Linked DNA regions of Homo sapiens: region 2 is linked to region 1. Evidence: chromatin contacts called from ENCODE Hi-C or POLR2A ChIA-PET data. All regions are on one chromosome and are shown on one strand. Each heading gives the region's core, a stretch centred on a gene start or an enhancer-like site at or near the end of the contact. The rest is flanking DNA. Distances are from core to core; before and after follow the strand shown.

The links. Hi-C counts contacts between places; a loop is a spot of excess contacts on that map. ChIA-PET counts read pairs that join two places held with the same protein, here RNA polymerase II (POLR2A). Pooled maps may share reads with other maps.
Region 2: a map of CD8-positive, alpha-beta T cell shows a loop between it and region 1 (6-fold over the local background). The contact joins two enhancer-like sites. A Hi-C loop is called at or near these places in 1 of 168 maps with a recorded cell type or tissue (CD8-positive, alpha-beta T cell) and 7 of 50 pooled maps. POLR2A ChIA-PET finds 5 or more read pairs at or near these places in 2 of 52 experiments (B cell and OCI-LY7).

Annotation. Positions count from the first base shown.
Region 1 is chr17:41,339,900-41,343,239 of GRCh38, forward strand. No RefSeq gene overlaps it. Among named protein-coding and RNA genes, the nearest start is that of KRT33A, 9.3 kb to the right of the region's middle. Within about 2 kb of position 1,777, at least 4 of the 41 ENCODE cell types and tissues checked have a DNase peak (open chromatin) inside an H3K27ac peak, as active enhancers do.
Region 2 is chr17:41,647,063-41,650,402 of GRCh38, forward strand. It overlaps LOC124904004 (a long non-coding RNA gene), which reads right to left. Exons shown (of 2, transcript XR_007065756.1): 2 at 215-1,852. Among named protein-coding and RNA genes, the nearest start is that of KRT17, 24 kb to the left of the region's middle. RefSeq lists enhancers at 313-1,188, 741-890, 921-1,080, 1,479-1,588. Within about 2 kb of position 1,734, at least 22 of the 41 ENCODE cell types and tissues checked have a DNase peak (open chromatin) inside an H3K27ac peak, as active enhancers do.

The DNA of each region.
Region 1 (3,340 bases), core at 527-3,026:
GGGCATATATCAGGAGGCATCAAAGGCCAGAATTAGGAAAAGCTAGAGAGAATAGGGGCAAATAATGCCCTGGAGGCACCCAAGGCCAGAACCAGAAAAGCTGGATCTACCATTAAATCCAAGGGGTGAACATGGGGTTAGAAATGGAGACAAAGGCAAGGTAGTGACAGAAACAGGGCCACAAAAAACGACCAAGCAAAAAAACTGACAATTCACTAAATGCCTAAGACAACTGCAATAGACATTTTGTTTTTTTCTTCTTCTCCTCCTTTCTTCCTCCCTGCCTTTCTTCCTTCCTTCCTCACTCATTCTCTCTCCTTCCCCCTCGTCCTCCTCTTCTTCTCCTTCCTCTTTCTGTTTTAGTAACAATCTCAGAGCACAAGTGTAAACCTTCAGTTAAACAGACAGCAGTGAGGCAGACATCTGCTTTTCTAAAATCCTTGACATCCAAATGTGAAACAGAGCTCACTAAAGCTCAGTTGCAAAATTCTAGATGCTCCTCTCTCCATCTCTAACCCATGGAATATTTTCCCTCTTATAGCCCCTTGAAGTGTCTATGCACTTCAGTTCATAAAATGCTGCCGTGGGGAACCAATCTAATTAAGCACTTACCAAGAAAGCATTCAAACTCTCTCATCTATGTCCTTTCCCTGCCCCCAGAGTGCACCCTTCTTAGAGGCATGTCCCTCTGTGCTGGTCATACCTGTGCATTACCATGCATGGCCTGCAGTCACTTCCCGCAGTGACCCTCCCACGTGTCCCCCTGGCTCTTTGACAATGGACCACACACCCTCTGCTCTCAGGGTCTTGGTAACCCTCATGTTTCACAGCAGCCAGCAGTCAGTCAGCCTCCACAACCAACCAAGATGAAGTCAGCATGTGCAGGTCTGAAATAATTATTAACAGGAAATACAAACACGTTAAATTTTACCCAGGCCTTTAATGATACACTTAATTGTTGGTTTCCTGTGTAGAAAATAGGCATAAGTGGAAACCAGTTCCCATAAAGTGACTAAAATTCCTATGACTTTGACACCACCAGCTCTGTGCTTTACTTTTATCTTTCCATTTGAAAATTCTGATTGTTATAATCAGCAAAAATACCACCAGTTTCATAATCATAATTAGCCATCTTCCTCCTAACACAGCACGCACACACACCTGCACTCACACACACAAGCATAGGTGCACAGACCCACACAGATGCATGCAGGCACATCTGAATTCATTTCTCTCTGATTCTCAGCCCTCGAGCTCAGATTCTTCAGTTTCTTGTCCCATCTGGCCTGTCTTCTACAACCCTCAATTTGAGAGAACCTGAAACTAGATTCTCACCTGGTTACTGAAGGACTCAAATGAGCAAAACCTTTTATTCTCAAGGCTGTGGAGACCCTGTGATGAGCAATAGGAAAGGGGTCAGAATGCAGGGCTGCTAAGGAAGTGAATAGGAACTCCATTTACTGGACACTTATGATGTATCTGGTTGGGTTGAGCATCTTTGCAACATAATCTGATTCTACCTTTATTTAAAAAAAAGTGAGGTGGTTATTAGTCTCCCATTTTCAGTTTAAGAAACCGTGGCTTAAAAAGCATAGTAACACAATGCAGGCTGAGATACAGATAGAGGTTACAAGACTGAAACCAGATTGAAAACTAAAGCAGTCACTTTCAAATGCATGATTTTTCTGAGGTTTGGTTTCTAGCCTTTCTTTTTTCACCTTTTAACCACTTTTAAAACTTTAAACACATTCACTCCCATGTGCCACACCCAAGCTTTAGCTCGTCGGGATCCCCCACAGCTTCATTTGTGCCGCTGCAGGAAGTCATCTTGTGTAGATGCCATCACATCCAGGCCGCAGCTGAGCAAGTGTTTGAATTTTTTGTAAATACATCTTTGACTGGGGAGGCTGTAAATCCTCCCTAGGCTTTACTATTGCAGGATCTGGCCAGCAATCTGCAATGCAATGGGGCTCTTTGTTCCCAGGAGGATTGGCAGGTTGAGAAAGAATAGACACACACAAGATAGTGAAAGCTGGGTCCGGGGGGTCACCGCCTTCTGGTCCTGCGATGCCACCAATGCACTGGATATAAATATAGCATTTGTTATTAAGTTTAGTGAGGGTGGGGGTAGGTTAGTGAGGGATTTCGGGTCATTTGATTATGAGGTGAGATGGTCACATGGGGATGAAGCAATTCTTTAACATAACATCTGTATGCAGAAGTACAATATACAGAGATAAGAATTTACAATATAGTATGTGCATCAGTAATTTCTAACAGAGCCTTAAAACAGAAACACAGTGTTTCCATAACCTGTGATTAGCAAGATATTAATCAGCAGTAACAGTTGCAGCAAAAGCTGGTTACAAACAATCCATAGAAACAGGACGTGAAGCTAGACAACAGGTTAGACCAGAAATTCTCAGAAGGGAGAATGCCTTAACCCTAAAGAGGCCTAGAAGAGCTGTGGCAAGATGAGGGCATTTATAGCCCTATCTTATCCATATGAACATGCACCCCTCATGCGTCCGTTTATAGGCTCTCCTCAAGGGTCGCATTCCGTTCTCAGAGCTATGAACATCTGCTTTTCTGGGATAGGAATCTTGGTGATGTGAAACATCCCTGCCTGCCCTTCCGTTCATAGACTCTGCAGGGGGAAGCACATCACACGCTGTTGGCTTATTCTGGTAGTCCAGCCTGGCATTGTCTTTACACAATCCTGCATGCAACTTTGTATTTACAATAATCAGGAGCATTTCATCTTTTATTCCATAGCAATAGTTTCAAGGGCTCCCCCTACACTTTACATTTCAGTCCTGTGCTTGTCCCTACAAGTTTAAAAAAAAAAAGTGAGAGTGAGGGAAAGCTACCTCTGCACACCTGCAGCAGGCTCAGCGAGGAGCCTGGTGGGGCCGGGGCCCACCTGCCTGGCACATAACTTCATCAAGTTGTCAGTGTGCATTTTGCAATAACAAGGGACAGATCATGTCATCCTCATATCCTTTTATAGTTGGAGCCATTCTTGGGACTTTTGGTGCCTGCTGCCAGACTCTCCTGTTTTTGATGAGAAATGTGAGCAGTTGTTGTTAGATGTCAGTGATTCTTCTTTGAAACATAAAAGAAGACATACCTGACTTGTAATTGTCATCCACTACCCTGAAACTTTAAATGTTAGTGTTCAGTAAACCTATTTTCCATTCAGCTGCCAATGCACTCCTTTTAATAAAAGTGTCAATCAAATTCATCCTTTTAACTCTCCCAAGGCTTTCCTCTTCCCTTGAAATGAAATCGGATCCTCCACAGAACTGGCGAGCCCCCATGTACCCTGGCCACTGCCCAC
Region 2 (3,340 bases), core at 484-2,983, 310 kb after region 1:
GAGGCAGAGGTTGCACTGAGCCAAGATCACACCATTGCACTCCAGCCTGGGCAACAAAAGCGAAACTCTGTCTCAAAAAATAATAATAAAATAAAATAAATTTTAATTTATTTTAAATAATTTAAAATTTATAAATTAAATTTTATAATTTTATATTATAAACAGATTTAATTATTTAAATATAATTACAAATAAATATATAATTAAAATTTAATAATTTTAAAATAAATTTAATTTAATTTAATTTAAAAATCAATGAGTAAATGGCTTGAGTGTGTGGTCCCTCTGTCCAGGTGGAGATGCTGGGAGGTGGAAGGCAGAATTCACAACCGAAGGGATTTTCTCCTCCCTAGTCGCCTCCCCCAGTAGTTGATGGCGGCTGCCACACCTCAAGCCAAGCAGGGGACCTGGCAGTGTTCACCCGCCAGCTGCGTGAACGCCCGTAACTCTTTACGGCAGAAGACCAAGGGTGCGTCTGGTCCTCAGAACTGCAGGATGCACCGGCAGCGATGGAGAAGCCTCCTTGGATGAGGCAGGGTGAGGAAGGAGACCAGACAAGCAAGTCCTCCTCCCAGAGGCAGGGACAGGAAGCAGGAGCAAGGGGCCACCAGGGAAGCTGCAGGGGCTAGAACCCAGGGAACTTTCTAGAAAGGCTAGCTGGCCCTAACAGACCCCTGGCCTGGAGGAAGACCTCCAGGGCAGGTTAGGCGGGCCAGTCACATCTCCGGGGGTGATTTAAAAGGCACCACCTTGGGACAAAAGGATGGAAGCATTGACCAGACAAATGCCTGACCCGGCAGCAGCAGAAAAGGATGCATGGAACCCTGTGGGGTTCCCACCTCATGAGGTCGTCTCTCCTCATTCTTGTGCTCGGTGGCTCCCAAGGGGCAGGCTCTAGTGCTCCCCATGGAGACCCCAGGCCCAGCCGCCTTCCAAGGCTCATGCCCTGTTAAACGGGGACACGCTCCGGCCGCCCGGGATCCCCAAATCTGTAGCAGGAGCGCCCTCTGCTGGCCATCTTGGGTGGCGCCTCTGCGCTGCAGTCCCGAGAGGAGCCCGCGAGGCCGCGGGAGGAATGCAGGGACCCTGGAGACCCATCCTCCACCTGCGCTCTGCAAACTACTCCTTCTCCCCCAGGGTCCTGGCTCCTCCTCGCCATCTTCAGCTTCACCGTCTCTAGTCCCTTAACAGCCAGAGCACCAGGCCCCGGCTGGGCCGTGTGTCCATGCCTCTGCCTCCAGGCGCATGGACACAACATTCCCTTCTGAAGCTGGCCTGCGCTGTGTATCACCCCCTATCCCCCATCCCTCCATCTCAAAAAAGCCCTTCCCTGCCTTTGGCACGTGTCCCTCCCCCACGCCCACCCGCTCAAGTCCCTCTGTTAATAAACTGCTAACCCCAAAACCAGCCTTCCCTCCAGCTTGCCCGGCCCCGAGTCTGAGGGTCCCTGGAGCAGACACGCTCCACCCGCGGGGACCTCTCCCTCCTGTCAACTCCTGAGGAGCGGCAGCGGCTTCTGGGCTTCCCACGCGGGGTGTGACACCAACGGGGGACATAATACAAACGAACGAGGGTAAAGTCCGTGTGCACACCTGTGCATGGCCACATGCGGATGTGCGTCCAGGCGTGCCTTGCAGGTGTGTGGGCAGTGACTGCGCCCACCCCTCTGTCGGGTCTCGCCACGCTTAGCTGGGTGGGCTCCTTCCAACCCAGGCTGGGGCTGAGCAGGAGGAAGCCGCGGCCTCGCCCCCAGAGGGCAGCACTGAGCTGTTCTGGCCCGACTGCTGCCAGACTCTACCCGGAGAGGAGTCCTGAGTTTCCCCGTCCAGGGCCTGGGGGAAGGACTTCAAATCTGTAAAGGAAAGCAAGGAATCAAATCCCAAATCCAGGCTAGCGGTTACACTGCGGGCAGAGCGCGAGGCGCACATCGAAGCTAAAATGTCCAAAATTGGGCAGTGGATTCACGGATGTTTGTTGTGCTTTTATTCTTTTTTTGTTTTTTTCTTTTTTTTTTTTTTTTTTTTTTTTGAGGTCGAGTTTCACTCTTGTCGCCCAGGCTGGAGTGAAATGGGGTGATCTCGGCTCACTGCAACCTCCACCTCCTGGGTTCAAGCGATTCTCCTGCCTCAGCCTCCCAAGTAGCTGGGATTACAGGCGCCTGCCACCACGCCCGGCTAATTTTTGTATTTTTAGTAGAGACAGGGTTTCACCATGTTGGCCAGGCTGGTCTCGAACTCCTGACCTCAGGTGATCCGCCCACCTCGGCCTCCCAAAGTGCTGGGATTACTGGCGTGAGCCACAGCGCCCGGCAGTGCCTTCATTCTTAAATCCTACACATATTTTGTAAATATTATTTTGAATCTATTCAGTATTACTCTTTTCAAAATAAAGGCCTCCGAGCCCTCTCTAGAATGTGGAAAGACCACTCATCGCTCAGTGGAGCAAAGTGAGCCTACAAGCTCCCCAGATCGCCCCCAGAACCCCCAGAATGCAGAGGGCTCTGAGTGTCTCTGGGGTTGCCTGTGGCTTTGGGGAAGGGGAGAGCCTGGACCCAGGCTTCTTTACCGCCCGGAGTCCCGGGTCAGCACTCCTGCAGGATAAGCCACACATCGACACGCAGCTCACACACACACACACACACTTCCAGATTCATACACAGGTGCATGCTCACAGGTTGACACACACATGCTCAAAGACTCATACACACACGTTCACACATAGCTCACATGCACATACACACACACATTGAGACTCTCAGACACACACAGACTGATACACGTACATTCACACACAGCTCATACGAACATTTACACTCTCAAATTCACACACAGGCACATGCTCACAGGCTGACACACACTCAAAGACTCATATACACACATTCACACACAGTTCACATGCACACTCACACTCCCAGATTCACACACAGGCGCATGCTCACAGATCGATACACACACACTCAAAGACTCCTATATACACATTCACACATAGCTCACAGGCACATCCACACACACACATTGACACTCTCAGACATGCGCACACACAAAGACTCACACACACACGTTCACACACAGCTCACACACACACTCCCAGATTCACACACAGGCGCATGCTCACAGATACACACTCAAAGACTCATATACACACATTCACACACACATTGACACTCTCAGACACATGCACACACAAAGACTCACACACACGTTCACACACAGCTCATACACACACTCACACTCCCAGATTCACACACAGGCACATGCTCACAGGCTGACACACACTCAAAGACTCATACCCATTCACGTGCCGCTCACATGTACATTCACACACATACACTGACATTCCC